2 separate regions of the Homo sapiens genome follow, and region 2 is linked to region 1. Evidence: chromatin loops called from intact Hi-C (ENCODE). Cell type or tissue: IMR-90. All regions are shown on one strand. Links, peaks and the distances in the headings refer to the core of each region. The heading gives the core; the rest is flanking DNA. Region 1 has its middle 130 kb from the start of LINC02355. Region 2 has its middle 70 kb from the start of IQCM.

Region 1 (16,821 bases), core at 4,635-12,634:
GCTGAGCAGATCTCAGAATAAAGCAGTTTTTTAAATGTTTTCTAAACATTCTCATTGTTCATTCATTGCCATTCTGTCAAATATTTGGCACATCAGTTGCCCGGAAATCTGACAGGTGTGATGGCATTGATTTGAGTTATTTCCCCCTCTAAATTCTTTGCCAGAGCTCTGATGTGGTAAGAACCATTACACCATGTCTCATCTGTTCCCTGCATTTCAAAAATGCATTCTTCTAAAAGAATGACCAAGTCCTCCAAAGGCTGGAAAAAGAAGTCACTGCTTCACTTCAAAAGTGATCAGGAAACAATAAAGACACTGGTAGAAAACAGGAGAACCAAAAAGAACCAAGCATGTCTTAGCATTTTGCCATGGAAATTCTGCCTGTTTCTAGTTTTGGAATTACTTGCTTCCAGGATGAAAAAGAAAAGACACATAAGATGGAAGGAACACATTCTATTTTAACAACAGACATTGTTATTGTGGTCACGGCAGATGCAGAACTCTACATCAACACTTTTCTAGCTCTGGATAAGCATTTAAATATTGCAAGAACTCACTCCTTCGATGTTATCATTGGGAACCTGAGAGACTTAAGCCACAGGGAGGTAATATAAAATAACACTAGTGTGATCGAATTTCCTTCTTTTTTTTTTTTTCCATTTCCTTTCCTGAAAATCGTTAACATTTGTTTTAGTGCAGAGATCATTTGATGGATTTATCTTGAAGGAAGAATAATGTGGCCAAGGCTTATATGTGTTTTCTTTCTTATTTCTGAAATCCTGTAAAACCCCAGAGTGTGAAAACTTTTATACTGAGACAAAAACTACCAGGAAATGAGAATAGTCTTGTTGGAACAACAGTAGCATAATAATATTGAAGGTGTAGGAAGCCTGACTGCAGCATAGGGTTTAAGAGGTGTATTAGTCTGCTAGTGCTGTTACAACAAAATTCCACAGACTGGGTGGCTTAAACAACAGAAATGAATTGTCTCAAGTTCTGGAGGTTGGAAGTCCAAGATCAAGGTGTTTGCAGGTTTGGTTTCTCCGGAGACTTCTCTCCTTAGCTTGAAGATGGCCATCTTCTCCCTGTGTCTTCACATGGCCTTTTCTCTCTGTGTGCATTTCCCTCGTGTTTCTCTTTCTTCTTGTCAGGACGCTGATCATATTGATTATGGCCCCATCCTAGCAACCTTAATTTAATCACATCTTAAAGAGCTTATCTTGAAATACAGTTACATTCTGAAGTATTGGAGGTTGGGATTCAACATAGGATTTTGCGAGTTGGGGGCACAATTCAGTTTATAACATGGGATGAGAGAACATGGCTCCAATAAAAAGACATTTAAAGAGGAAGAATGTGCCATTAGAGTTAGCAACATTCACAGGCACTAAGGAGAAACTGTGATGACTGATTAGAGCCAGTGAATTGTAGAAGGGAATTCCCTGATTCTTCAGTCATAATATTGGCTCTTCAGCTAGCTGTGAACCTGGAGAATTCTTTAACCTCTTGTAATCATATTAGATACTTCATCAAAATAGGATAAAAATGGCCACTGAACCCACCAAGCATAGATCAAATACATTCTATATTTTAAATTTTAAAATGCAATCTTAAATATAAAGTATTTTTATAGCTGCCAATTCTCTGGGGAAATTCTCTGGAGGAAGTAAATGTTGAGGAACATTTTGGAAGAGGAGAAAAGGGGAAAGCTGCCAGAAAGAAGAGCACATTTTCCGTGGGAAAATTATTTGTATTCATAAAGCAAGTGTTTTTTTGAATAAGGGACAATTTAGAAGACTTGATTCTTTGTAATGAACAACTCAATACACCATCTCTTTCTTAGGCCTTGCAATCTTCATTTTTTTTTAATTTGGGGAACTGGGTAATTGATTAACTTGTTACATGGCCTTAGTCACAGTGCCTTAGTTTCCACATACATAGAATGGAGAAAACAACATCTGCTTAGCCAATTCACAGAAACTTAAATAATAGATGAGAAATTTCTTCAAATTGGTTAAAAAGAAACTGTGCAGTTGGGAAGTGATAATATTTTAAATAACAGAACTAGCCGGTATCCAGCACCCAGCATATGACAAGAGCTGAATAAATGTTCATTGACTGACAATGATGGTTTAAATAAAACACCAAATTTTTAAGAAGAGTGTAATTCCAAGCTGATACTTTTGGAATTGACTTTTCAGTGTCATGTAGGAAAGAGAAATGACAGAAACAGGATAGCCAACTGGGATGCACACGGGCATGATCCAGTTAGGGCCAATCTAAAGGCTATGAAAATTGAGAGGGAAGGGATAACATACTTTGAAAATTAGGGACATCGGCAGATAAGTATAGAAAGAAGGTTAAACAAACCACCAGTCTTGCAATGATAAGGCAATTTTCTTCATTATAGAATTAAAAAGTGTGTTTTTGCAGGCTTTCTTCAAATGCTTATGCAATGCACAATACATTGCTTTGTCTGCAAGATGATTCTATGGAATAATTTTTCCTCTTAGAACTTTTATGGAATTCTGCTCAAATTTTCTCAATTTCACTCTCCATTACCCCTAGTTATGCCCTAGATACCCACACAATAAAGCTCAAAGTACACTTTATTTTCCTTAATACTCAGCTCTTTTGTCTCTCCCTGTCTCCACCAACAAAAAGTGTCCCTTCCTGTATATTTTAATATTTTCCACAGTTTTATTTCTATCTTTATACGTTTATAATCTCTTTCTTGTGCTGAAAATTGACTTGGAGTAGATTTTTAGATCTCATTATAAAATGGGTGTGGAAAATTGCTTCTAAAACTGGTTATATTATGTTCTTTCCTATCAAAATACCCTTACTGTGTTACTTAGCAGTTCTTCCCATCAAGAGATGAATACAGCCCTACCCATAGAATCTGGGCTGGCCTTATTACTTGCTCTGACCCATAGAATGTGGCAGAAGTGAAAGTTCAGGAATTCCAAGTTTAGGCCCCAAGACAGTCTTGATCATTTGCTGTTTCAGAATTCTGACTTGCCAACATGTGGGCTAGCTTGCTGAAAGATAAGACCTTGTGTTGCAGAAATGAGCCATCCCAGCTGACTGTAGATTTGTAAGTCCAGCCAAGCCCAGAAGAACCAGCCAGTTGAGCCTAACTCAAATTGCTGGCCCACAGAATCAGAAGCTACGTAAATACCATTTTAAAGTAGTTCTTTATGCATTGAAAGCTAACTATTACAGTGGGCTACCTGGGATGTTTATGAAGTCTCCTTCTCATTTATTCTGTAAGTAATGTTTGCAGCAATTCTTACATCAGTGTGCTACTGGATAAAGGATGAGTAATACCTTGAAGACATTTCAAACTCCTTAATTTTATTATGTAGTAACATCCAGATACATTTTTTTATTAATGACATTTGGAACATGCCAATATTCTTAAATATGCCAAAGTAAAAGTCCAGAAGTTATATATTTTCATTTAACTTTGCTCTTGCAAACATCTCCTGTAGGTTCAAATATAAAGAGGATCTGTCAGTGAACAGAATCCAGAAAAGGTTAATTTTCTTGATGCTGTCATGGAGAGATCATTGGCTTGGTGCCATTGCTGGTGTGGGGTCATAGCCAATCTGGGAATGAACAGCTGTTGTTATTCAGAAAAATTCAGACAATATTTGGGAAGACATTATTCAGGAGAAATAATTAAGAGAAAAATGAGAAAAAGGCAAACTAAATCAGAATAGCATTTTTAGACTGTAAAAATACCTAATGATTCCAGAATTGTTTAATATGCTTTCCAATATAGTCCAGAGGGAAGGGAGGTAGAAATAAACAGGATTTGTAATGTCCCTAACAAGACATTTATTTGGAGAGCAACATGACGTAGTGACAGAATACAGGATTTGGAGTCAAGAGATGTTGATTCTAAGTTTTTGCTAGGGCAATAATTTTTTTATGTTTTCATACACATGGAAATAAGTAACTTTCAGCTCTGCTTATGACTGTCTTAAAATATATTCACACCATCTTAAAATATATTCATGATTTCTACATAAGGAATCATATATAATTGGTTTATTATTGTCAATTTAAATTTAAATTGAATTAAATATATTTGTTCTCAGTTTTAATTTCTAATATTGTAAATACTGATAGGCATAACCCATAAACAACAATTCTTTGGCATTTTTAGTAACTTTTAAGAACATAAATGAAAACTGAGACAAAAAACATTGAGAACCATTGCTGTAGAGAAAGTTGGGTCAGTTATTATAACATCCATGTTATAGATTGGGAACTAAAGCAATTAAAAATGAATTCTCTTGATGAAGATGACTTATTAGAGACTGATCTAGAATGAATACCTTCTAACTCAAAGTTTCTTTCACATTTTAACTTTACTATTCCCAATACAATTTTAATACTAAAACAATTACATTGTTCAAAATAAATACAATAAAAATATAATTTTTAATTTGTCTGAATTTTTACACAATAGTTTCATATAACCATTAACATAATTAAAATACAAAACAGTTTCATCACAACAAAATATTCCCTCATTTACCCCTTTGTAATCAACCCCCTTCAAGTGATGTATTTTGACTTTTTGAGAATATCATATAAATGAAATCACATAATATTTACCATTTTAAGACTAGCTGCTTTAGCTCAGCATATTGCCTTTGAAGACATCTAAGTTGTGTGTATCAAGGGTTCATTTCTGTTTATTGAGAGTAGTGTTCCATTGTAGGAATGTTTCACCGTTTGTTTATCTATTCACTCACTGATGGATGTCTTGGTTGTTTCCAGTTGGGCCAGTGCCAGTTTGGGCCAGTGTCCAGGAATGCAATTGCTGGGTCATATGGAAATCCTCTAAGAAGCTGCCAAACTGTTTTCCAGAGTGGATGTAATATTTTGCATTCTCACCAGCAATTTATAAAGTTCTAATTGCTCTGCATTCTCACCAGCCTTTGGTATTACCAATATATGTATATATATTTTTTATTTTTAGCCTATTTTACATTTTATACTAAGTATGTAATGGTATCTCAACATTGCTTCAATTGAGGATGTCTTGGATGTTAAACATATTTTAATGTGCTTACATTTCATGTATATATGCTTTTTGGTGAACTATTGCTTCAAGTCCTTCGCTCATTTTTTAATTGGGTTGTTTGATTCTTTTATTGTTGAGGTCTGAGAATTCTTTACATATTCTGAATGAAAATAATAGCCTAGACATATAATTTGCAAGTATTTTCCTAGTCTGGAGCTTATCTTTTCATTCTCTCAATAGTGTCTCTCACTTGCTACCCAAGTTTTTAATTTTGATAAAATTCTGTTTATCTATTTTTTTAATTTGATGGATTACGCTTTTGGTGCCATGTATAAGTACTCTTGGTTAACCCTAAGTCACGCAATTTTATTCTATATTTGTCCTAAAATAAGTTTATATCAGTTTTATGTCTGACATTTGTATCTATAATCCATTATGTGTTAATTTTTGTATAAGGTGTAAGGTTTAGGTTGAAATTTTGTTGTTGTTGTTCATTTGATATACAATTCTTCTGACACCATTTGTGGAAAATACTATTCTTTTCTCAGTGAGTTATCTTTGTTTTTAATTCTTTTTTTCTTTTGTACTTTTTTTAAAAATTTACTTTACGTTCTGGGATACATGTGGAGAAGGTACAGATTTGTTACAGAGGTATACATGTGCCAAGGTGGTTTGCTGCACCTATCAATCCATCATCTAGGTTTTAAGCCCTGCATACGTTAGGTATTTGTCCTAATGCTCTCCCTCCCCTTGCCCCCAGCCCCCAACAGGCCCCAGTGTGGGATGTTCTCCTCCCTGTGTCCGTGTGTTTTCATTGTTCAACTTCCACTTATGAGAGAGAACATGAGGTATTTGGTTTTCTGTTCCTGTGTTAGTTTGCTGAATATGATGCTTCCAGCTTCATCCATGTCCCTGCAAAGGACATGAACTCATTATTTTATGGCTGCATAGTATTCCATGGTATATATGTGCCACCTTATTGCACTAACTAGGACTTCCAATTTAGTATTGAACATGACTGGTGAGAGTAGAAATTCTTCCCTTGTTCTGAGTCTGTACTGGGAAGGCATTCAATATTTTACCACAAACTATAATGTTAGCTATAGTTTTTTTGCAGATGCTCTTTACCAAGTTGTAAAAGTTCCTTTGTTACCAGTTTGCTAAGAGTTTTTATCATAAATTAATCTGAAAGTTTGTCAAATTCTTTTTCCTCATGAATTAATGACCATGTTGTTTTTCTTCCTCAGACTGTAATATGGTGGATACCAATTGCTTTTTGAATACTGAAATTGTCTCACTTTCCTGGCATAAATTTCACTAGGTTGTGGTGTAGCATTCTTTTTATATATTGCTAAATTTGATTTGCTTATATTTTGTTCAGGATTTTTGTATTCATGCTAATGAGGGGTGTTGATCTGTATTTTTTCTTATATTATCTTTATCTATTTTTATCAGAAAAATGCTGGTCTCATAAAATGAGTTGGGAAGCATTCTATCCTCCTCTATTTTTCATTAGGAAGTATGCAAAATTTGTTTTTCCTTAAATGTTTGGCAAAATTCTCCAGGAAACCCGTTAGGGCCTGGATATTTCCTTTTTGGAAGATTTAAAAAAATGAATCAATTTCTTAATGGTTGTAGAGCTATTCAGTTTATTTAATTCCACTTGGGTGAGTTATGGAAGCTAGCAGTTTCAAGGGATTGTGTCATTTTATTTACATTCTCAACGTTATGTGCATAGATTTGTTTTAGTAGTCCTTTGCTATGCTTTGATTGTCTTCAAAATCTGTAGTGATATAACCTGTTTTATTTCTTTCTTTTTTTTTTTTTTTGAGACAGAGTCTCACTCTGTTGCTGGGGCTGGAGTGCAATGGTGCGATCTGCTCACTGCAATCTCCGCCTCCCCAGTTCAAGCAATTTTCCTGCCTCAGCCTCCCAAGTTGCTGGGATTGCAGGTGTCCACCACCACACTCGGCTAATTTGTATTTTTAGTAGAAACTGGGTTTTGCCATGTTGGCCAGGCTGGTCTCAAACTCCTGACTTCAGGTGATCCACCCCCACTCGGCCTCCCAAAGTGCTGGGATTACAGGCTCATTTCTTTATTGGTAATTTGGGTCTTTATTCTTTCCTTGTCAGTTTTGCCTGAGATGTATCAAATTTATTAATTTATTATAAAGAAACAACTTATGTTTTCTTTTTTCTCTATCTTTTTATTTTCAATTTTATTAACTTATTCTTTTTTATTTCATTCTTCCTGCTTGATATGAGTTTGTTTCACTTTTCTCCCTTAAGATAGAAGTTCATTAGCTTGAAGCCTTTCTTTTTTATCCAGTGTAAACATTGAATGCTATAAATGTACAGTTAAACACTGCTTTAACTGCCTCTCACAAATTTTGATATGTTGAAAATATTCTTTTTGTCTTTGAGATGTCCTCTTTGATCTGTAAATTATTTAGAATTATCTTACTTAATATTCAAGAGATTTGAGATTTTCCTGTTAGCTTTCTGTTATCTATTTATAATTTAATTACACTGTGGTCAGAGGACACACTCTGTATTTACTAAAGTTTATTTTATCATCCAGGGTAAGATCCATCTTGGTCAATGTTTCATGTACACTTGAATAATAAAAAAAATGTTTTTGGCTATGAGTTTTATAAATGTCAAATAGATCCAATTGGTTGCTAATGTTTTTCAGTTTTTCTATGTTCTTGGTGATTTTCCATCTGTTGTTTCTACTGATAACTAAGACAAGACTCTTGTCTTAGATGTAGTCTCCAACTACATCTCCAAGTACAATTCTAAATTTGTCTAATTCTTCCTTCAGTTCTGTTATTTGTTTTATGCATGTTGAAGCTTTGTTGTTTGGTGCATATTTACAATTATTATGTATTCTTGGTAAATTTAATTTTCTATTATTATTTAATGTTCTTTTTTTCCTGGTAATTTTACTTGCTCTAAAGTCTATTTTGTATGATATCAATATAGCCATTCTTACTTTCTTTATATTGGTATTTGTACAGTATAGTTTTCTGATTCCTTTACTTTTAATCTAACCATATAATCATATTTGAAGTAAGTTTTTGTAGGCAACACACAATTGGATCAGGTTTTCTTTTATTAAAAAATTCTGACAATCTCTGTTTATTTTGTTTTTCATTAGCTCTCTTAGACCATTTTTGCTGAATGTAATTTTTGATATGTTTGAACTTGGGTCTACCACTTTATTATTTGATTTGTATTTCTTCCCTCTCTTATTTGTTCCTCTGATTCTAGTTTCTTACCTTCTTTTGAGTTAATTGACCAATATAAAAATATAAAAATCCTAAAAAGTATTCTGTTTTACTCTATTTTTTTATTTCTTTGTACAAGATTTTAGTGGTTTCTCTAGAAATTATAATATGTATATAACTTTTCTCAATTTAAAATCAATAGTTTACCAATTGAAGTAGAATGTAGAAAACTTGCCATCATTTAGGTATCCTTACCCCAGCCCCCTTTGTGATATAGTTGTCTAATGTTACATCTACATACCCTGAAAAATATATCAGAGAATGTTATAACTTTTGCTTTCTACTATCAAACATATTAAAAAGAATTCAATAGGAAAATAGCCTATTATATTTACCCAGTTATTTACCATTCTGTTGCAATTCCTTTATTTCTTACCATCCCCAAGTTTCCTTCTTGTATCATTTCCCTCTCTCTGATGAACTTTCATTAGCAATTTCTTCAGTCCTGGTCTGCTTGCAATAAATCCTTTTAGTTTTAATTCATTTGTTAATGTCCTTATTTTACTCTCATTTCTGAAGGATATTTTTGCTTGATAGAGAAATCTGGGTGGGTTTTTGTTTTGTTTTGTTTTTGTCTCACCACATTATTGTTCTCACTTCTGTTTTTTCCTTATGAAAAATGCAGTCATTCAAATCATTGCTATCCTATAAGTAATGTGATTGATATTTTTTTCTGGTTTCTTTTATGATTTTTTTCTTTGCTTTTAGTTTTAAGGAGTCTGATTATAATACATCACTGAATTTCTTTGGGTGTATTCTGCTTAAGGTTTTCTGCACTCCTTAAATCTACAGGTTTATGTTTTTCTCCAAATTTGGAAGTTGTTATTTCTTCTTAAATACTTTTCCAGCATAATTCTCTTTTTCCTCTTCTATTGTGTCTTCAACGATACAAATTTTTAACTCTTTGGCATTGTACCGCAAGTCCTTAAGACTCTGGTCATTCTTTTTTTACAAAGTCATTTTCCAACCTATAATTCAGATTTGATGTACATTTTAAAATCTATCTTCAAGTTTATGAACTATTTGTTCTGTCATTTCCATTCTTCTATCAAGCTCATCCAGTGAGTTTCAAAATCTGATTAAATTTATTTTTCAGTTCTAAAATTCTCTGGTTCTTATTTATATATTTTATTTATTTGGTGAGACTTCTCTCTTTCACTTCATTTTAACAGTATTTGATCTTACTGTCAGAGGACTTTTCTAATAGTTTCTTTGAAGTCATTGTTAGATAATCTCAACATCTGTGTCACCTCAGTGTTGGCATCCGTTTATCTTCTTCTACACACATTGACATTTTCCCAGTTCTCCCTATGCCATGCAATTTTGGATTATATCCTGGACATTTTTACTATTACACTATGATTCTCTGAGTTTTGTGTAAGTCTTCTGGAGAATGTTGATATTTCTGTTTTAGCAGGCAATTGACATGGCTGGTTTCAGATTGCTAGTTCTGACAAGCCTTATAGGAGCTGTAGTCTTAATGTCAATTCCTTGTGCCTTTGCAGAATTATTTGGATTTGCCTATGTGTGTGACATCTGTAGTCATTCTGAGTTATGGGTGATCTATCTTGTAGTTCAGTTCTCAAAGTTGACATTATGCTATTATGTGTCAAAGCCATACACGTGCATCTTGTGGTATTCCTTGAGTTTATAACTACTTTTTCTGGTCACTCTCCTAGCTCCTTCCTCTCTGTGATCGCCCTAGAACTTTTGGCTCCAGAGCTCCCCTTTTCAGTTCAGACAGAAATATGGGGCTTTATTTTTCAGCTCTGTCATGCACTTCCTGCAACTGTGATCATTTCTTGAGCCTAATTGCAGCAAGAAAAGAGAGAAATAAACAAGTGCTTACCTCACCCTTTGGGGTCCAATAACTTCTGATTTTAAAGAAAAGGTATTTTCCTCACTCCATTAGGCTCCTATGCACCCAGTTATCATCGTTATTACTGTTATTGCCACTGCCACCACGAATAGCCCTGGATTAGTTGATGATGGGGTGGAAGGTGGCATGTAGGAGAGAAAGGAGAAAATAAACACCAAAGGGGGATTTCTTCTACTTTCTGAGCATCGAAGACCTCCTTCCCATTTTGCAACCCAAAACTTGAGGGCTTCTCTTGTAGCTCTATGTAACTGCAAGGACATCTATTTCTGAGTTTGGGCTGCATTGAGCTCAAACTGGATGTATCAGAGAAAAAATGATAAGATTATTGGTGATTTAGTGGCACTTAGCATTCTGGTCTTCTTTCTCAATTTGCCTACTACTGTTTACTTTCCAGAGTTCTCAAATACCTGTTGATGCATTCTGTCCATGTTTTATAGCTGCATTCAATAAAAGAGACAGCGTGTAATGCGTGTAATGTTCTTACTCCATCTTACCTGGGACCAGAATTTCAATGAACTTTTTCACAATCACATAAGGCAAGCGCTACAAATGTCTAAGAGGATCTTCAGAGCATCCATTAGGGAAATATGCTAGTTGAACTTTATGCCACAATTTAGTTCTCTGACTTCAGTCTCCATTTGTGATCTTTTACTTTTAATACCTAGTATTATGGTAATTTCTCAGAAGGAGTTTCCCTAGCCTGAATCAGAAGTCAATTTTCCCCTCAATGTCTTACAGTACATTTGGTATCTAATTGGAATGTTTAAATAAAGTTTCATTCAAAGTTAATGATAAAAGAAATAAGTAGATATAGAGTAATATGTGACTAAGATGATGGGTAGGCAAACTAAGGCCTTTTCGTAAGCCACATTTAGCCATATCAATTCATTTATCTATTGTCTATGGCTGTTTTTGTGTTATAACAGTAGAGATAAACAGGTGTGGGAAAGACTGTCTGACTTTTCAATGCCTAAGATATTTACTGTCTTGCCTTTACAAAAAAAGTTTGACAATTATTGAACTAGATTATCTGAACTGCAAGGTATAGATCATTATGGTCAGCTTGGCGCTCCAAGACATTCTTCTATTAAACTTCTAGCCTGACCTCCTATCTGTGAATGGTAGTGTACCCTCTAGATAGTCCTTTAGGGTAATGGGAAGTCTTTCCCTTTTCCTTCTAAAATCCTAATTCCATTCATTCCATTAATACCAATAAGATAACTGTTATTTTTCGACACACTGCTAGATGCTTAGGATACAGTGTGACAAAAGATAGATGTCACACTTAAAATATAAAGTAGCTTATGTATATAATTGAAAGCAACCCATTTCTAACAGCTCCTTATTGATCCTAAATCTATTCTATTAGGCAACATAGAGAAACTCTAATATCTCTTTTACATAATAGCATGTCTGATCAGAAAATATGTTTTATGTTTTTTTAGAATCTTCTCTTTCCCAGGTAAATATTTGCTTTCTTACTTTGTGATCAAGAAATGATGTTAAAAATGCAAGTCTAGTGAGAAATATTCATGCTTGCTGATGTATCTTTGCATTATCTGCAAATGCAGAGAGTACATCTAATTTGTTAGTATGCTGTCCCAAAACATACATAGTGAATTATCCCGGATAATGGATGAAAACCTCCTTTAGTTTCAGAAACTGATAAACATTTCCCATTACACATGTTACATTTCCATTTACTTATGAAGAATAAAATTTAAAATATGCTTATTTCAAAACTGAGAGGAAAGTTTAACAAAACTATTGAGCAACAAAATCACAAGTTGAATTAATCTAATCCCATGAATTGTAATGACTGTTTTCTCGATATTTTATAGGCTCTTCTTGCCTGTCGGCTTCTTCTCAACCATAAAATCGTAGCATTTTCTCTGTAGAAAATATATCCATAATGCAAATCAGGAATAAGTTAATAAATGGCCTAATGTCAGAAGTGCTATAAAGAGAGGTAAAAAGAAGATTGCTGTGGACTTTGTGTATTTTTGCTGTTGTTAAACTTAATTATTTAATTATTTATTTTTTTCTTTACATTCATGAACCAGGAAAGTCAAGAAACCATTTTGTTTGGAGTGTTGGAATCTAGATTAGTTTGAGACTATAATTCATTTAATGGATCAAAGGTTACAAAAATGCCAAATAGCATCTGGATTGGAAAAAAGTTAGAGTCAAGTAAAAATATGACTAAACAAAAGCTGTAGGAAATAGCTGAAAGATGTTCTCTCTAAATTCATGTTGTTTGTAGTGTCCAGCTAAAGTATCTGGGTCTAGATTGGGAAACTTTTCAGGGCTATAAATGATTTTTTTGAAACTGTGAAGCTTTATTTTGTGGTCTGTTACTCCAAGAAGAAACAAAAATTTGGTCATGAATATAAAGAAAACAAAACAATTGGCATGAAGTTGCTTCAATATTTTCATCCCATGACTTCCCCCAAAATTCTCAGCACCATTACATGTTCTATTTGAACACTATGTATTCAGAGACAGAGCTAAACACTGCCAGATTTTGAGACATGAAAATAATATAGATTACTTCTACTTATGAATTTGTCAAATTTTATTCACTGGCTCATTTCTACTATTTCACAAATGACTGTATTTCTCTTTTCATAATCTTTAATCATTTATTTAGTGGTTTTTACTCTTGACGATCCAAGAGAATAAATCAGAAATATGTAGCTTGATGCTTTAAATTTATTTATTTATTTTCCTACTGAATATTCATTTTAGATCAACCGTTTTGTTAATAGAAACACTAGGAATATATGGAATTATAAAGCAGGAGCTGCATACAATTCTCTTACCCTTACAAAAATATTAGAAAAATTAATATGGGGGACTGGGCATAATACTGATATGAAAATAAAGAAGGTTTCATAATAGGACTGACACATACTCTTTTGCGTTCTCTGAAACATATACTTTCCAGAGATGAAAGGAGTATAATTGATCACCATGGGTCCTTTTGGTTCTGGTGTCAAAGAAGCTCAGGGGCAAAGTTAGAGTTCAACTGTACAATTGAGTCAATTTTGCTATTCTTTCTTTTAAAATACAGTGTACCTGCATTCTTTCTTTCCCCTTATATCTTATTTGCTGACTCTGTTCCCCCAATATTATTGTGTTTCTTGTTGCACCTTTTCTATAAGTTACCTTAACTCATTTTTTCAAGAGTAAGGTTTAGACAAATTAAATGTCGAAAAAAATACACAGTGCAATGTCATCACTAGATCGTGACTCGAAAGCCTTGAGTTCAACCATAGAGGTTGTTACATTGAGAAATATTCCTAGCTACTTTTATGAGTTTGATCAGGACTACAATTCTCTCTCTTCAGAGACAAAAACAGGAACTGAGTAGTAGAAAATACAGCTGGGAAGGATGATCTCAGAGCACTTCTAAAATTTTCTCTGAAAATAACACAAATGTTAAAGCAAACAGAAAGTACCAAAGCAGAATTCTATAAGCCTATTGGTACTTTATCTGGTTAATTACCTGGGTAAGAATTCATCATCAACAAATAACCAGAAATGGGAAAATGGCATGTGAATTGTAGTAAAACAAACAATAACTCATTTCATCCCAACATTTCTTATAACCCCTACCTCTGCTGCCTCATAGACATAGACAATTATAATGTAATAACATGAACTCAATTAAAATAGCAGAGTATTTAGGTAGTTGTATGGACTTTAAGGTCAAAATGATGAGGGTTCAAATTTGGTTTTGCCTCTTACTTGTCATAATCCTGGGAATTTTTAAAGGCTTGAACGTTAACTTTTCTCACTATAAATAATAAGGATATTACCTTCATAAGATTGTCATAAGAATTAAATGAGGAGATGTATATATATACATACATATATATATGTATGTTACTATCACAATTTTAAGTGGTCAATAATATTAGCTGCATTCATCTTTATTTAGAAGTACAGAAAAGCATAATCCATCTTTTCTTTATTGTAATGGAATCTAAAGATGTCATTTTTTAGTACAAAGTAGAAGGGAAAATTAAACAAACTTTTTCACATGATTAATGGCTGAGGTGACTACAGGTTAGTTTTACAGACTGATCACAGACTGATCAATGTGGTTGATATTGCACTCATGTTGCTAGGACTGTCGAAGCAACTGATTAAAATATTGCTCCATAATTTATTAGACAACAACACCATCAGGAAAGGATGGCTTACTTCTCCTGAACTTAGACCCCTGGGAAAACTCTGACACCTCTAAAATCAAACAGTATTTGACAGCAGTGTCTGCAAAAACTAGTTCTAATTATTTACTAACAAAAAAAGAAGATTATTTCTTATTGTGCCATGCTGAGAATTATTCTGTAATAAACCGGAAGGACAGAATCACATTTGCATTCCAAAATTATCTGGTTCCTATGCTTTTCTCACATCACCATAATTGTACGTTCACCCGAAATGCTCTTCCATGTCACCCTCAGGATCCATCCTTTCTCTCTCACTCTGACATACACTCTCCCAGACCCCACTTTATCAATATTTGATCATGTGTATTTGTGGATGGAAGCTAGAGTTATCCTCTGATATTTCTGAAAGCAAAACTAATAATCTTCCTTGCTAGAGATTCCTGGCCAATATCCTTTCTTTCAGAAAGCATTGTAGTGTGATCTCACAGGTGAGCCTTTTCTGATCATCCAATAGTTGATGCCCTTTACCTTCACAGTAATTATGCTACCTTAGCATTCATCTTACTAAAAACATCTGGGGAGAACTTAAGTGTGAAAGGCGCAATATGAAACCCAATATTTTTCTTTCGAGGAATATCACTGATTGCAATTTCACAGAAAGGGAATATCTAGCAACTGCAAGTGAGAAAAGAAAAAGAAGTTTAGAAAGATTTATTGAGTAAGGAAAGCCCTCAGAAATCTTCTTTTACAACTAGAGAAGAGCTTTAAGTTCTTTGACACAATGCAATATGACGAACTAAGTCCTCCAATTAAAAAAAAATTCCCATTACAAAACTACAGATTATTTACTAAAATTACAGAACAAGCTCGGTTATTTACAGGAAACTATGACTCTGGTATATGTTTTCCCAACAGTTAAAAGGAGAGAAAAATCTATTTTGGTACTATTAGTTAGCTCACAGCTGGGTTTAATAATGAGGGGTGTTTGGGATATTCGATGTGGTATGTAAGACAAACCCAAGGAGGTTTATTTAACTATGGCCAATGGCCAGAGACAACAAAGATAATGACCAGTGGGAAATATCTATTTCATTCAATTTCCAGAGTCTAGGGAAAAGCTTATGTTATAGAACTTACATGTAATCTAAACGAATCTTTTAGTCACAAATCAACACTTGCTATTTCTTCCCCATGTTTTCTTATTGAAATAAATGGAACTTGCTAGAAAGGGGCTAAGTATCTCAGAAAAGGCAGAAAGAAAAATCCAAGGGAAGGAATAGGTCAGAAGAACCACAAGATTAAGGAGAAAGGGTTGAGAATGAATACATTGATTTTCTTTTTTTAGAAACTTGATTCATTTAGCCAACATGCAGGAGCCCCTTAAATATTAAAAGCACATGAAGGAAAGATAAGCCCAGGTTCTGAGTTTGATGTGCTGAGTATTCCCTTAAAAATACAGTTTCACATTATAGTACATACTGTAACTTAAATTATAATAGTGATTTTATTTTAGAAATCCTAGGATTGCCTACTCTATTGAGAGATGAGAATAATTCACAGTTAATAATATTAGTAATTTTTATTAAAATGTTTACTCCTAATTTCTTGGGAAGTCGATCTTTCATTGTTATTAGAATACTCCCTACAGCCCCAACAATCTCATTTGCTCTTTTAAAATCTATTGGCTCATTTAGCAAAGAAAAGTTCTGTTATGTCTTTTATTGAATTATCAAAAGTTGTCATAATACTTATCAGATTATGCTTTGCTGCTCTAGTTTCCAATTCCCCTTATCTAATTGGAAAGGGAAATGTCATATCTTTCTGTTTTAAATGGCCTTACATGTAGTTTTGCCTGCTTTCTTGTCAAGAAGCTTGTGCTTCTCTCCCTGCATCTGGTTCTGTGAGGACGTTCTGCCTTATATCTTTTTGGTAGAAACAGTGATTAAATCCCCCTTCCCCCTCCTAACTTTAGACAGACATAATCTAATCTGTGTCATACGAAAAGACCAATTAGTCTCGCCCACTCTCCAGCCTTCTGTCCCTCCCCTCTCAGCTGCTACCCTCTTGGCACTCCACCTCTTTTAGGAAGTAGTGATGGGAGCCAAATTTCTAAACTGAATTCATTAGATGAATATGCAGGTCCAGATTGCATAAATGTGCTCACATCCTCAAGTAGAACTCAGACTCAAGACTTCTGACTTTTTCCATGCAGCACATTTCATGTTCGTCAGATTTCCCACTGCAAAACCTCCTCACTGGCTAGAAAGAAAGAAAAGCTGCATGGACTTGAATGAGGGCAAGTGGAAAACCCAGAGCTGGATGACACAAAATACACGCAGAGAATGTCATCTTTTCTTTGATGTAGTAAGTTATTTTTTACAGCCTTTTACAAGTAGTAACCTGCCTACTTCTGACAGGCATAGGTGGCCTGCA
Region 2 (16,821 bases), core at 3,389-11,388, 600 kb before region 1:
ACATTCAAAATTTCCTCATTTTTAAGGCTCAGTTTAAAGGCTACTTCTTGCTTATTTTTGTTCCTGGATTCTCCAGATGGAAGGTAGTATCTAACTTCTGTCTACCACCAATGCTAGTCTTTCATTTTGAGGAGTTTATAGGCCAGCAGGAAGGATAAGTTGTGTTTGCTAATAACTATGAAACAAGCTAGAAATTGATCAACGTGGTGTTGGATAATCCGATACAATCCTACAAACATTTAGAGACAGATAGTCAGCTTCTGACTGCTTCATGGTGGAGGTGGTATTTGACCCTTAAGGAATGGATACAATTTGGGTGGGCAGAGAAAGAGGAGGAAAGAAGGACTTGCCAAGTTAGAAGTTAAGAGCAGACACAAACATGGAAACAGGAATTCTTATAAGAAATAGTTATTGGTTCAATGAATGTGATGTAACAAAGTTTAACAAAGGAAACCTAATGAGAGCCAGGGCTGGAAAGGTAAGATTGGTCCAAACCATGAAAAGATCTGAGTGTCAGGCTAAGGAATTTAGATTTTTTTTTTTTTTTTTTTTTGAGACAGTCTTGCTCTGTTGCCCAGGCTGGAGTGCACTGGCACGATCTTGGCTCACTGTGACCTCTGCTTCCTGGGTCCAAGTGATTCTCCTGCCTCAGCCTCTGAGTAGCTGGGATTACAGGCACCCACCACCACGCCTGGCTAATTTTTGTATTTTTAGCAGAGACAGGGTTTCGCCATGTTAGCCAGGCTGGTCTTGAACTCCTGACCTCAGGTGATCCACCCGCCTTGGACTCCCAAAGTGCTGGGATCACAGGCATAAGCCACTCTGCCTGGCCAGGAATTTAGATTTCTATTGAAAATGGAGAATTATAGACTTTTTTATCAGACAAGTGACATGGACACAGATCTACTTAAGATTAAATTAAACCAATGTATAGATAGAATGGCTGAGAGTGGGGACATTCTGTAGACACGGAGACCATTGCAATAATCAAGCAAAGAGATGATAGAGGCATGAACGTAATAGTAGCAGTGAGAAAAGAAAGATTGGGATGGTTGATTGACAGGGCTGAGCTAGAATCAACAGGACTAGACAACTGGCTGGTTGAGTAAAGGGAAGAGGTGTTGTGTCTAGGTTACTGGGAGAATGGTGTTTATTAACCAAAATGAGTATGTAGGTTTTTTTGTATGTGGGAGAGTTAGGTTTTACTGAGAAAAGAAGAAAATGTTGTTTAGGGTTGTTCCAGAAATATATCAGAGTGGCTAACTAGTAGGTTATAGATGCCAGCTTTTTCTAACTTCATAAATATTATTATATAGGCAATTTAAGGTGAAGAACAGTGTCTGATATTTTTCATTTTCACCTTTCATCTATCCTGAGATCTAGAACAGTGCTAAGCACATTGTAGGTACTCAAGACATATGTATTGATTGATAATGTATTTTACTTTTGGAGACAGGTTTGTGGAGAGAAGGTACTGGCCTCACTCTAAAATTGCTGATTAAAAAGTGCCCACTGGCCAGGCATGGTGGCTCATGCCTGTAATCTCAGCACTTTGCGAGGCCAGGGTAAGCAGATCATTTGAGGTCAGGAGTTTGAGACCAGCCTGACCAACATGGTGAAACCCCGTCTGTATGAAAAATACAAAAAATTAGCCGGGCAAGGTGGCACACGCCTGTAATCTCAGCTACTCAGTAGGCTGAGGCACGAGAATCACTTGAACCTGGGAGGCGGAGGTTATAGTGAGCCGAGATCATGCCAGTGCACTCCAGCCTGGGCAACAGAGTGAGACTCCATCTTAAAAAAATATAAAAAGTAAAAAATAAAAACCACCCATGGCTCTGAAGTTTCCTTCCTTGACTAGCCTGAGGCCTGACATTCCCTGCACTTGAATTCTTTGGGTTACTACAATGTAGGTGGCCATTAACATGTAAATGATATCTGCATGGACATAACACACTACAGCATTAGGTCTTTATTAGTTAACATATTCTTTAAATGAACAAATCAGTTCCTTAGATGAGAGCTGGGTTCTAAGGGAATAAGAGAAAGGACAGGTACTTTCTGTAGAGAACAAATGAGAAGGGAAATTGTGAAAGTAGGGTCAGTGACAGGCCCAGTAAAGTGGTGAATTCTGGGCAGATCTGAAGTAGGGGCTGGAGGAAAGATGGGAAAGAGTAGTGCTGGGCAAGCAAAAACAATAGAAATTCACTACACTGAATGAATGGGATCATTTAATTCACAGTGTAAACCAAGAATACAATTTTAAGCCCCCCAGCCAGTTAAATGGATCCTCTTGTTGGCCACAGGCATTCCAAAGTAAATCTGAAACACTAGTTAAGGCCATAATGGGAAGTAGGGGGGTGTCAAACATTCCTCACTATACCATCCTCCCTTTGGAATTCAGACACAACTGACCAGCGTTAAAATTAAAACAGAGATCTTAAGACTGACAAAACTGACACTTTGTTGCAGTAAGATACACAATTCCAGCCTGACTCCAGTGTAGCACTGCATGACAGATAACAGGCTCTAAAGGAAATTGAAGTATTTTACCCCAAAATACATTTCTTTGACATATTTTGAAATGGCCCTGCCAAGCTGTGTCTTGTGGGGAAAAATCTACATTCTGTAGAGAATCCCCTTCCCTTTCCAGGTATTTTCCTGATCCAGGAGAGATTAAGAGTCTGGTACCTTTTTAGGTTTGATTAGAGACATTTAGCATCTACGTTCCCTGAAGCCTGCTACCTGGAGGCTTCATCTTCCTAATAAGAACCTTGGTCACCACAACCACCTGTATTTTAACCCAGACACTTCTTTCTATTGATCCCAGGACTTCAGATAATAATTTAACTCTTTCAACCAATTGCTGATCAGAAAATCTTTGAATCCACCTGTGACCTGGAAGCTCACCACCCCCACCCCCAGCTTCAAGTTGACCTGCCTTTCCGGACCAAACCAATGTACACCTTACATGTATTGACTGATGTCTCTCTGTAACTTCTGTCCCCCTAAAATGTGTAAAGTCGAGCTATAACCCAACCACCTTGAGCACATGTTCTCAGGACCTCTTGGGGCTGTGTCATGAGCCTTGGTCATTCATATTTGGCTCAGGATAAACCTCTTGAACTATTTTATAGAGTTCAACTCTTTGTGTCAACAACAGTGTCATGTGTCTTCAGTTATAGATAATATAAATTGCAGTGTTATTTACAGTGGGGAGACTCTGAGGCTGGAAGTCCAGAGGCCTAGCTGTCCCCACTTCACTGGCTAGGTTGCCTAGCACAGTTTCTAAACCTCCAAATGCCTCTTTGTGAGGCAACCTAACATAGTGTAAAGAGGCTCCAGATCCAGAAAATCTGAGTTAAATTTTGACCCTTTCACTTACCAAGTCATGTGCCCTTAGAAAACTTACTTCAACTTGTTCAGCCTTAGTTCCTATCTTTGTAAGCTGGAGATATCATTACATCATACCATTTTTTAAAGGATGAATGAAATGACAAATTTAAAGCACTTGGTAAGTAATGGGACCTCAGTAAATATTATCCTCTTTTTCCTTTCCTCTCTTCATTTTCCAAGTCTATGAAATGATAGAACTGGACTAGATACATTGCATATCCCCCTTTCCATGCTTCTTTTAAAAAATGATTCTATGAATTCTTGAAATCCTTCCTCCTACATTCCTGCCAAAAGTCTACAAGAATCATAAATTAATGCTGCCGGGAAAATGAGTCAAATAAATGACTTCTTTTCTCCTCCTCTGACATGTTGGTGTTCCCTCTGTTACCCTTCCCTTCCTTTTCCTCTCTCTTCAGAAGGCTGTGTTTTAGTTTGGCTAACGTTAAAAAAAAATCAGTGTTAATTGTGAAAGCACAGTAAGGAAGAATTTATTCAGGAGCATCGTGATAGGTAGTGGCTCCACTGCAATGTAGTCTTGTGGTGGGGAGACAGATTGAGCTTGACTCTGAATACAGCATGGGTAAGTGGGAATTTATGGCCCAGGAGAGGGTGGGGGTCAGTGGATAGAAAATTAAGAGGAAACATCAGGGGTAAGAGGGATTCTGGCTAAATTGATCTAACAGGATGCTTGATGAGGGCAGGCCAGGGTGATCAGACATTATGGAGAGTGGGGGATGGTTGAGGATAAGAAACCTGAGCAGGTATCCAGGGCAATCAGATACTACCAGTGGGGAGTTCTTGCTAAACTTAGTAGGGTTCTTTGCTAAAACTGGTTTTTATAAGAAAGGGCACAGATGGGCCTACGAAAACGTTCAGGAGCTGACTAAAGTTTGGACAAACAAGAATCTTTGTCAATACTAAAGGCAGATTACAGCCACACCTTTCCAATGGTACTAAATGACTGTGGCTGAACATAGGATTTTTTTTTTCTTTATGTGTTGACCAACAGGCTAACAGAGATGTTGGCAGGAGAAAAGAAGGCCAAGATTCCTTTGGTGAGGTGATTCAGGACTCAGGTACTGTTTGCTGGAAGACAATACCCTTAACATTCCCTGAAGAGGGAAGGGAATGTGTCCTTATGGCAATCTACACAAATACAGACAGCTGGGAGCTGCTGAGTCCATTTGTGAGGATAGTTGCCAAGCAGAAGTGCTTGGAGGCTGCCTGTTAACGGTGAAGAACAAGTTCTTGTGAATGTTTCTGAGGCCACACTTGATCCCTTGAGGCTGCCCACTTTAAAAAGGGTGAGGTCTTCTCACTGCCTGATTTTGACTTCTGAATCCTAGCTACCGAGGTTTGTGTTGGAGTGCCTCAGTGCTTGCTGTAGGCTTGCTTCTGAATAGGCTGGCACATGGGAACTTATGCTTCTTGTGTTTTGTCCCTGAAGTGTTCTGCATCAAGTGCTTGTTCTGTTTATTATTCTTTGTGCTTACTCTTTGTTTTTTTCTGTTGTTATTTGAACAGAATCACAAATGTACTAACTTTTTCTGAATTTTGGTCCATCTCAAGGAAGGCTCCAATCTAAGCCCCGCCTCTGGGTAGAAAGGGTTCTTTACTGCCTTTTGCTCTAAGAGTTGGCTGTCAACAACATTTAGGATCTCCACCTGGAATCTAGATTGTCCTTGATATGGTTTGGCTCTGTGTCCCCATCCAAATCTCATCTTGTAGCTCCCATAATTCCGACATGTTGTGGGAGGGACCTGGTGGGAGATGACTGAATCATGGAGGCGGGTCTTTCCCGTGCTGTTCTTGTGATAGTGAATGGGTCTCACAAGAACTGATGGTTTTAAAAATGGGAGTCTCCCTGCACGAGCTCTCTCTTTGTCTGCTGCCATCCACATAAGATGTGTCTTGCTCCTCCTTGCCTTCTGCCATGATTGTGAGGCCTCCCCAGCCATGTGGAACTATAAGTCCAATGAACTTCTTTCTTTTGTAAATTGCCCGGTCTCAAGTATGTCTTTATCAGTAGCATGAAAATAGACTAATACAGTTCTACTGTGTTTTGGATGAAGTTGGTAATAGATCTTAACAAAAGCAAAATATGGCTTCAAATAAGAAGAGTAAGCCTGTCCTCTTTCTCTGTATATTAATATGCTATTATACTTAGGGAACAATGCTTTCCAGATTCATATCAGAGAACCAAAAAAGTGAATGCAACTTTCTGCTATTTTATCACTCTCAGTTTCAATTAGTTGGAAAACCCATCTGAATAGGCTAGCAAATAGGACTTGATGGGATGAGAATTGAATGTAGGCTGGCTGGAAAGACAGCCATAAGATCATACTGCAACACACCTGCAATCCTGATTCAGGGCTTATACTTTTCATTGACCAAGACAAAGATGTCCTGGACAGGGAAATTGTCTGTGCAAAGTTCCCTACCAAAATATCTCTAATCCTTATGGCAGCATCAGAGAACATTCTGTTATCCATTTCATTAATTTCTCATGGAGCACAATGACACCTACTGTTGTTATAAGGTGTTTTCCTAAAATTTGATAGACTTATTTCTGAGAGCACAACTGAGAAAGGTGGTTACTCCCAGAAAATACTAGTGAAGAATTCATACATTCAGAGTTGAGCTTCATAGGATTAGTTAGAAGACCAGAAGGGCAAGAGAGATAAGGAAAGGTTGGGAACATAAGTGAAGTTTAGGGGTAGAACATTCATTCAAAAGGGAGCTAATGGATGGGAAATAAATGGAAAGCGGGTGTTATGGAGGAACTGGGGGCTTCAGCAAGCTTTAAAAAAAAAAGCCAGATACATTGTGTTTAAAACGGTGAACAAGTTAGACATATGGAAGTTTCAGTCATTCAGTGAGAATTAATTTAAGATTTCAGAGAGAGTAAATGAGAAGTCCTATGTGACTAGATGTAGATACCTGTGGGAAGAGCTTCAGGAGTTAAGACTGGAGTAGTAGTTGGGGCTAGACTCTGAAGGTCTTTTATGCCTTTTTAAGGAGCTCTAACTTCATCCGAAGACAGCTGAGGTAAAGCAATGGGGTCTTTGTCTTGGGGAGTGGCAGAATCAGCACTTGTTTTTAGGATTATGTATGTGAATCCTTGCCATGAGAAGGAGAAATTGAGGTTATTTCTTCAATGCATTTAACAGATAAGGAGTGCTTAGTCTAAGGCAGAGGCAATGGTGCAGGAGAGAAACTAGATTTGCAAAGCATTTCTGTGATTGATAGAACTCATGAGTTTTGATGACTCACTGGGCAGGGTGAGAGAAAGAGAGGAAGCACAGAATATTACCAGGCTTTTACATTTGAAGTGTCACCCTTAACGGAGACAAAAAAATGAGAAGGAACAAGTTTTGAAGTGGGATGGGTTGTGGCAGAGCTAAAATAAGTTTTGGTCATGGTGCATGAGAAAAAGCTATGAAACATAAAGGTGGATATGGGTGTCTGGACCTTGGGAAAGATTGGGGCTGGAGCTGAAGATTGAAAGCTTATCAGCTGTAGATGGTAGCTGAGGTCATGAAGAGAGAGCAGGTGGTGTGAATGGAGAAAATGACCTCAGATGCAAACACGGTAACCAATAGAAGTAGAAGTAGTAGTCATTATGGCATAAAAGAAAATGACCAGAGAGGAAGGAGGAGAAGCAGGAGCTGACGGGGCTCTGGAAGATATGATAAACAGTACTAAATGCTGCAGAGGGCTAGGAGGGGTGAAGACAGAAAATAGAAAGTTGGATTTAGCAAATGAGAAGGCAACCTAGAGCATTGCCAGTAGAGTGGTGGAGGCAATGAATTGAGGAATGTCCGTGTAGTGAGAAAAAGTAGATAGTGTGGATAGAATTCACATTTGAGGAGTTTAGTGATAAAACGAGTGCACAGCACTAGAGAAGAAGGTCCTGTCATGAAGGTCGTTGCTGGATTCAGGTACCTAAAAAGCTTTAACCTTGCAAAGGGCTGTGAGACAACTTGGCAAATGTAGTCAAAATGAAATCACTCTTTATAGCTGTGTCTTCTTGGGTTTTAACTAATGTAACTCTTATGTCTTGGGATATATTCATTTCATCCTCAGAATATCTATGTTTACCAGCAAGCTGTATTATAAAGCAACTCTGTTACACATTATTTAAAGAATTAAAAACCATCCGTTTTGTTTTCCTTACCCAACTGCAAACATTTTCTTTTTTAAAAGCAGGGCTGGGCTATGATCATAGTTCATGGCCTACATCAAGCACAGGCTGAGACCCCTCACTTCCAGCTGGCCTTTCCCAAGTTTTCCCCAGTTCTTTGAGACCTTTGGAGAGTGGGTTTTTCTGTACATAAAAGACTCAGACATTTTTAGTCCCTCTAATTGCTCATCTCTTTGAGTCACAGATATACACACAGCCTTCTGAGAATTCCTGCCTTAATCTCTTTGATGGGTGATGTGTTAGCTATGCAGACTATTTTCAAGTTATTGTTTTAATAGACCTTTACCATCAGGCTCAAATAAATCATGACTGCTTTATACTGGTTGGAAGACACATTTAGACTTAATGGGAGAGCACAACTAAATCACAGTATAACACTTGGAAAATTTACCTTCTTTTAATGTCATATTTCTTTCTAAATGGCTATGATGAGTGGTTTTTTAGAAGGCTTGTGAAAGTAGTAGAGTATTTTAAAAACTTAATACTTTATGACAGGTTTCGAAAATATCTGAAAATCAGTATATATGTTCAAGCTTAATCGTTCTATATCATAATACCTGTAATAGATTTTAAAAACCTTTCTTGGCAATTAAAAAATTAACTAATCCTAAAGAGAGATGAAAAAAACTTAAAACCAAGTGAAATGTGTCAAGATTATTAGGTAGAAGCTGAAAATGAATATGTGGGTTGGAGAATAGGGCAGACTTTTTATTATATTTAAAGCTATCTAGAGTTTAGACAATGTGAAATTATTAATGAGGCTGGTTCTCTCCTTCTGCAACCAGGGGAAATAACTCTTCTGCCTATGGTTAGGGATCTTCCTCCTTATGCTTGTGACAAGGTGACCTCTAAAATCATGGAAGACATGCTAATGCTAAATAAAAGTTCAGACCAGGTAAAAATTTGTTTTCAGTACTTTCAGCCTCTTCTTTCTCTTCTCTCCCTCAGGGCTCACTCAGATTCTTCCTGGCAACTTCCCTACCTAATCCTCTTCTCAGAAAAGGGTCAGGTAAGGGCAATTTTCAGTTTGCAGTAAATTTGCTCATCTTTTACCTCTTCTAAGGGGATTTACATTTTAGGTTTTATTTCTAGTTATTATGTGATGGAAAGGCTTTTTCTTCTGTCAGATTTCCAGGCATTCGTCAATTGGTGGAAAGGTCTTTATAGGAAGAGGGGAGCTTGCTGACATGCTTAACATCACGCCATGTAGATAGCAGTTTATAACACTGTCTACTCAGGACCAGTGTGGTTTTAACAAGTGGGCTGAAGGTGTGACTGTGTGTTTGCAATGTGTGTTAAATAAACCACGTGTGTTAGTCTGGAAAGAGCTGAGCTGGGTCTACTTGCTCTCACTTGCTCAACTTCCTAATTAATCTTCAACCCAGGAACCCCAGCTTCCACCCCTCCTCCCTCCCTTCAGACTCATGAATGGTTCCTTAGTTATCAAATCCAGTAGACATTTTTTTTTTCTGTGCCTTTTCATGTCCTGGTAGCAACATTTAGTACTGGTGACCACGCTCTCCTCCTCTCAGTGGTTGCCATGATTTGAGCCTCTCCTTAGGAATTCTGTTGCCTCTGCTCACCTCATATATCAGGCTCCCTCTTGGTCCCTCCTCTTCTCACCTCTGCACTCACTCATGCACACTCATCATGCTCATTGCTTTAACTGCTCCTTCTGTTCTCTGCACATTCAACTCTCACAAACCATCTCTGTCTATCCTGGTTTTTTACTTGTTTTACTCAAGATAGAAACTTCAGCATTATTTTTGTTGCTTGCCTCCTTCTCATGCCTATACCCAATGACCAGATTCTATATGTTCATGTCTGCAGGTTTGCAAGCATTCCCTCATTTCTATTTACTATGACTACTGCTTTATTTCAGGAACGCACCATCTCTGGCCTGAGGTTCTGACTCTGCCTCTCCTATCTTCCAGGCTTGTTTCTGTACTAGAACGTTCTTTCCAAAATTGAAATCAGTGAGTATTGGTCTCTTCGTCATAGTTCTCTGTGTACCACTTATAGGATAAAATCTGCATTCCGTAGCCAGGCATGAATGATCTGTTTCCTATCAACTGCTCCAGTTTTCTCTCCTAGCTGTGACTCCAACTATATTGCACCCTTTGGCAATACCAATCTCTTGGCAGCACGTCAAGCAGGCAGTGCTCTTTCATGCCTCTACGTTTTGGCAGATGTAGTTCGTTTTGCCTGAAATGTTCTCTCATTCTTCCTAGGCTGAGAAAAATCTCTTTTCCAATTTCATTTTTTTTTTCCCTTTGGGAAGTTTTTTTGCCTGATACTTCCAGGCAGGCAGCAGGCATTGGTTCTCTTTTTTTTTTTTTATTATTCCTATTGTATCTTAAACACACTTCTAATACTTCTCTTATCATACTGTATTATAAGTTTTGGGTTTTGTGGCTGTCTCACCACTCAGCTACAAACTCCTTGAGGGAAAAGACTGTGTATTTCCTTAACTACCTGTGGTTTCCTGAACAGTGCTTAACATTTTCAATAGATATATATTCAGTGAAAGAATGTATGGATTAACTTAAAATGCAGAAACATGTCTTTCATTTTTCTAAAACTGTTGGGGCACTTAGAAAGAGACTTAGCCCTTAGCTTCTTCATCCTTATTTCTCTATAAACATTTTTAATGAAGACCTCTTCTTTAATAACCACTTATGGAATCTGCATATATACTCCTGAATTTGTCTCTAAGTTCTGCCATTATGGACACACAGAAAGGAGATAGTTGAGACTCAGAAAAGATGCAGAAACCACAAAGGGTAGAATGATAAAGAAGAAAGACAAACCCTAAATATGGCACAGTCTACCTTTTTTCCAATGAAAATAGGATTTAATTTCATTTTAAGGGTATAATTGTGATCAGAAGGTATTGACTAAAAATACCTTATAAAGATTCTGTTTGGTATTTCCAATAGGATGACATCAAGATTTTGAAAGCAATATTTCATCAGAATTATTTCTTTTTTGGCTGTAATATTTAATTCTTAAGTAAAGCCAACATAGCACACGGGGCATATAGTTTTCATACAATTACAGGTTCTGGGAGCTGGAAGGTACTTTAGAAGCGGTCTCTTGATTACCTTAGAGAACATTTACTAGGTAGTTACTAGAGCAGGTATTGTTTTACTGCTTCACATGTATTAAATCATTTCATGAGGTAAATGCTATTATCACCCCCCATTTTACAGATGAGGAAGCTGAGGCATAGTGAAGTTAAGTAATCCATTCAAGATTATGGAAATTAAGTGGAAGAGCCAGGCCTTAAACTTAATCTAGTTCAATCAGTTCATTTGACACATATGAGAAAACTAAGACTCATCAAGGGCACACACTTAATTACAAGGAACCCACTCTTACACTTTTGGCATAAGGAAATACATTGGCACTTTTTGATTTGTTCAGGGTATGTATTACAAATTGGTAGCAGACCATCAGGAGTAGTGCTTTTCTATAGTCAGTGTCAGCTTAAGTCAGGGGCTGTTCATAGCAAGAAAATTTTTGAGAATTCTCTTCAGTTCAGAATCAGAACAAAAAAAGCCAAATAAAATTCACACACATACACACGTTTCTTTGCACTGACCATTCTTAATTAGTGAGTCTCTTTTTGTTCATTGTGGGAACATAGAACAGGCCAGAAAATTATAAGAATACCCATTTGAACAGTACAATAAGATGCAGATATATATATATATATATATATATACATATATATAAAATTATTAAGACTTGATTTTAGAGTATTTGAAATTTAACTTTGATACAAAACTATTCCATGTTCGGTTTTTCTCCATTTCTGATGTAAAAGCTTGGATTCCTGAGTTCCTGGCCTCATTCTGAGAAGCAGTCAACCCATATGGGACTGCACATGTTAAGTTGCTATGGTTGTGATCTGCAAGGCTCATGGAAAAAGCTATTTCATGTTTTCTGTGGGGATTGCAGAACTAATTGGTGCACTGGTTTTTGTATCTTTAAATTAGCAGTTTTGTGTGGTGGTGGGCTATTCTTCTAGCAGCATGTTTCTACTTATTGAAAGCTTTGCTGAACACAATATACCCACTCTGCTATGTAAATAAAGACATTATTGTTGGAATAATGTAGTTCAGGGGATGCCTCTTCTGGTAGCCTATCTGTCAATCTGTGTTTAGTTGGCTTTCCCAGCCCACCCATTCTAATTACTGCTTTTCAATCTCCTAGAATGGGGATCTGGGAAGGGGATTTGTGACAACTGGGTTATTTAAATGGAATTTTCCAAATATACAGAATCTCCTCCTCAGATCCCAAGCTCACTCCCCTATTCCTTCCTGCTTGCTTTTGAAGCCCTTGGCAGGCTGTTATTATGGGCTGAAGGGCAGGTTTCAAGCACCCTCTATTTATGAAATGGCAAGGGCCAGTCAGTAAGCTGCATGTGTTTGGAATTGTTACCCTTTGTTCTAATTGCATTTTGACTTCTGCTGAATTTGGCAGTGTAAATTTTTTCAGGAGATAAATTCATAAGTGTCAAATATTAGATATACTGTCAGTCGTCTGGTTATTTTTGTGATTAAAGTTTGTGCTGACATTGGAATTAATAGAGGTAATTTGATGGATGCTGTATTCTAAATATTTTGTGTTATCAAATTACTTCTAGTAGGACCTATTTTTTGAAAAAGATCTGAAAATGTTAATTTGGAAGTGTGAAGGAAAACATTACCTTAAAAAGTTGTATACCTGTGACACTATTTGTTTTGTTTAGTAAAATGATGGATGTCTTTGCAATATCCCAGCCCTTGGCCTAAAGGCCAGTGGCTCAGAATCAGCTACCCAAAAGCTACACGTGGCTAGGATATGGTCTACTTCACATCAGTGTAGATTTCTCTGCATATCTTCTTACATATGAGAGCCTGCTATGTCTCTTATTGTGACCTATTTGTAAAGGAAACACTGAAACACTAGAGGCAAATTTTCCAGCTCTATAAAATGGATGGTTCTTCTCTACTCTCTTCTAAAATATTGTAAACTTGACACGGCTTATAATTTTCCTTCCTTCCTTCCTTCTTTTCTTTTCTTTCTCTTTCTTTCTTCCTTTCTTTCTTTCTTTCCTTCTTTCTTTCCTTCCTTCCTTCTTTCCTTCTTTCTTTCCTTCCTTCCTTCCTTCCTTCCTTCCTTCCTTCCTTCCTTTCTTTCTTTTTTCTTTCTTTCCTTCTTCTTTCTTTCTTTCTTTCTTTCTTTCTTTCTTTCTTTCTTTCTTTCTTTTCTTTCTTTCTCTTTTTAAATTGAGACAGAGTCTCGCTCTGTTGCCTAGGCTGGAGTGCAGTGGCTCGATCTCGGCTGCAACCTCCTTCTGCCGGGTTCAAGTGATTCTCCTGCCTCAGCCTCCTGAGTAGCTGGGACTACAGATGCACGCCACCATGCCTGGCTAATTTTCTAATACTTTTAGTAGAGAGGGGGTTTCACCATGTTGGCCAGGCTGGTCTCAAACTCCTGACCTCAAGTGATCTGCTGGCCTTGGCCTCCCAAATTGCTGGGATTACAGGCGTGAGCCACTGCATCCGGCCAAGGCTCATAATTTCTTTAAGCAGCCATCTTGTCCCTCCCCATATTTTTCCTCCCCAACCCTTCCTTTCTCTACCAATACTTTCTAAAATCGAGTACTGTCTGCATTTCTCATTTTCCACTCACGTTGTTCCTTGTAGACTGGCTTCTATTCCCACTCAACTCTCTGAGGACACTAATGATCTCCTCATTGTCAATCTCCTCATTGACAACATTTCTCTGTATTCCTTTCTTTTTAATGTCTATATCATCTCATCTTATTGACAATTCCCCCATGACCTTTGTATTTCTTTGTAGTAACCAAAATAGTAATAGTAATTCATAAAATTATTAATAATATAATTATAAATTACATGACATAATTTATAATAATAATTATTACTACTTTTATTCTTGATGTTGCAAAGGGCTGGTTGCCATTCTATTTTTGGGTTAATTTTCTCCATCTTCTTTAATGATTCTACTCTCTTCTACAATCTGTTAATCTGAGGCATTTTCCAATTTACTTAGCTGGGAAATTTTTGAGTCACTTTGACTTCTTGTTCTCTCTCTCTTTTTCCCCTCATAATTAGTTAACAAATCTTTTGGGTCTTCTTGTGTAGTGCATTTCCCCCTCACCTTTTCCCCCTCATTGCCACTGGTCTAATCTGTCTTCATTACCTCCTGTCTGGACTGCCGCCTCCCTTTGCCCCTCCTAGTGCAGCCCACATCGCAAGAATGAACTCTCCAAAATAATTTATGTGCATGCTGTCTTCCTTGTCAAAAGCCATGTTTTTACTAATAGGTGAAATTTTGAGCTTTGCAGTTATATCTACTTATATTACTTCCCATTGCTCCCTTATGTGAATGCTGTGCTTCAACCAAACATGCCATGGATGTTCTCTTCATTCCCATACCCACTTCTCCCTTCTCCTTCTTATTTGTTTGTTTTTTTTTTGGTCATTGTTTTCCCCTTTCCTCTTTTTACCACTCACTGACTTGTTCCACAACCATGAATGAAGCTCTTACCATGGGCAAGTCATTGTGTAGGTCCTGAAGACAGAAAAACAACTATAAATCAGTTACACCCCCTCCAGGTTCTAGACTAGTAAGTGGTACTAACAAGTGAAAAAATCATGTTACTAGGATAAATGACATAACCAAGTTCTGTTCAAAGAGCTTTTAGAAATGCAGAGGTAGTAACCAACACTGATTGGTAGTGTCAGAAAGAGTCCTACTGAGAATATGACCCATCAGCTGAATGTTGAAACCAATTTTTTTTCAGACAAACAAGAGGAAAGATCATTCCAGTCAGAGGAAACAAACTGCAATTATGAGACATTATGGCAAAATTCGGAAATTACTAGATATAAGAAAAACTGGAGATAAAGGGAGATGAGAAAGAAAAGGTAGGCAGTTGTGCAGATGATAGAACTTGTATTCTCTAATTCTGTGGTAGATGAAGGAGAGGCAGGGAAGTATTGACATAGAGAATGACACAACCTTGTTTGTAATTTAGGAATATTACTCTGGCTCCAGTTTGGAGGATGAAAGGTGACTGATAAACTGGAGGCTGGAGACCAATAGGATTCCATTGCACCAGTTCGCCCAAAAGATATATGGGTCTGAACCAAATCAGTGAACCAAAGCAGAGAATGGAGTGGTGTAAGAGATATTTATTATTTGCAGGACTTTGTGACTGATTGGGTTCTGGGGAAAATGGAGATGAAGGACTTGAGATAAAGAGCTGGATATCATTGTATAGGGGGTAGTTGAAGCTATAGGAGGAATGTAATCACCCTGGAAAGAGAAAGCTGAGGATAGAATTTCACTTCTAAAGAACAGAGATCATCTTCTTTCTTCCCTCTACTGCAGTTAGAACCCTTGATTCAAAGAAACTCTTACCTGGATGCCAATATATAAGGCAGATATACAAATGAAGCTGCTCATATAAAAGCTTAGCCTGTTTGACCTCCTCCTCATCTCACCTCATCAATGGCTGGGGTTCCTGAGGCACCAGAGGGGAATCACTGCATAGCGTTTGATAGAGGAGTAGAGGTAGGTAGGGGAAGGGAATCATATTTATTGAGTGTCTCCTTTGTGCTGAGCACTGGTCTAGGTACTTCTTGTGAATGAGTTATGATTATGATGGATGATCCTGGGAAAAATCAGTAATTTATTTTTCCAAGATATTAAAAGTTATTGCTATGCAAATCCTTCCTAAAGCACTTAAAAATTCTTCATTCCACTTGGAATTGGTGTATGTGCTTTTCAAATCAGAAACAAACATAGAGATGTTAAACCTGTTATACAAAAGTAGTCACTAGAAGCTATTTGACCCCAGAAATGTAGTTCTATTCATGAATGCTTTCCAAAAATTCTCTTCTGAAAATATAGATGTTCCAGGTAACTATTGGTTATAATCCCTACGAGGAATTATTTTGCCAGGTTATTTTAACACATCTGGCAAATTCATTTTATTCTCTCACACACTTCTTTTTTATTTTTATGGGCCGTCAATGACACCACATAAGGGATTCTGAGCTATGTGTTTTGTTTAATTTCCAACAATTTCTTTACTGATGGCTTTAGACATTTTTGAGAACTAAACACCATGGGAGTTTGTTTAGCACCTTTCAGCAAATAATCTGTTAATCATCCTGGTATATATTTTAATTTTTTTTCTTAGCTTGTATTAGCGTGTGTTAAAAATCTTACATTCATAGTGGTATTATAGTCTCCTTGGCTTTGCATTACTGCTTTATCAGGAGGTAGTAGAAAAGTTTTAAGATAAAAATTCCTTAAAAAATTGATTCATTCTGTGTGTTAGGTTTTAAATTACTTATAGTTTTAATTTCATTCTTTAAATGCATTAGCTTACTTTATATTTTGTTTCTCCATTGTGAATACATGATTCAACTTTTATAGATTTTCTTATGAAAATTGTTTATAATTTTTATTAGAATAACATATCATGTCTTTGTAAGATCTTATATTAAGTCATGAAGAAAGCTTTTTGTAAATATTTCATACTAAGAGTTTACAATGTATATAAATTGATGTAAATAGTTGAAGAGTTAGATTTCATATTTCTAAATTAACATCTTAAAAATATGGCTTTCACAATTTCCATATCTGAGAAAATGCTCTTCTATGGTCATAAGCAATGAACCTATTTTTAAATTAATCTTTCATATGGAAATTTAATTATTCATATATTGATGGGTTGTTTTATAAATTTTTTTTATAGTAAAGAAGAAGAAATAAGCCCACAACAATACAATAAAGGCTTTAGGGCCATTTAATCCAAGGAGCCAAGAACCTAAGAATTTTTATTTTTTTCTGGCGACATATTTAATGGACTGCCATTGTTCTCTTCATTTCTGGGTTTATTATGACCTGAATTAGGAAGGCTTTTGCAATTTCCCTTTTTAATTAGATAATAATTTTGTAGTTAGGAATTTCCTGGAGATAGCAGATTTATTGACACTGTAAATAAAATTCTGTATATAATTTCATGCTGTTCATTTCATTGTTGGTAGATATAGAGGTCATGCAGAGTATGGGGCAAATGTTAATTCGCCAAAAATTAAGTAAGTCTTTAGTAATATAGGATTATCTTGAAAACAATGGCAGAAAGATTGGGATAGTAGCCCAAGTGAGTGAAATCCTGCAGAAGATCAAGA

Evidence for each region. A loop is a pair of places that touch in the nucleus more often than their neighbours do. Peaks named below come from ENCODE experiments on the same cell type or tissue, not always from the same donor. Only the 100,000 strongest peaks of a DNase experiment are listed, where the experiment ranks them.
Region 2: a loop joins it to region 1, with 3 times the contacts of the local background. A loop is called at or near these places in 2 of 110 quality-filtered maps.

Annotation. Positions count from the first base shown.
Region 1 is chr4:149,279,631-149,296,451 of GRCh38, reverse strand. No RefSeq gene overlaps it. Among named protein-coding and RNA genes, the nearest start is that of LINC02355, 130 kb to the right of the region's middle. In IMR-90, for the core only: no CTCF peak of the experiment used is centred there; no DNase peak of the experiment used is centred there.
Region 2 is chr4:149,877,112-149,893,932 of GRCh38, reverse strand. No RefSeq gene overlaps it. Among named protein-coding and RNA genes, the nearest start is that of IQCM, 70 kb to the right of the region's middle. In IMR-90, for the core only: no CTCF peak of the experiment used is centred there; a DNase peak (open chromatin) is centred at 7,832.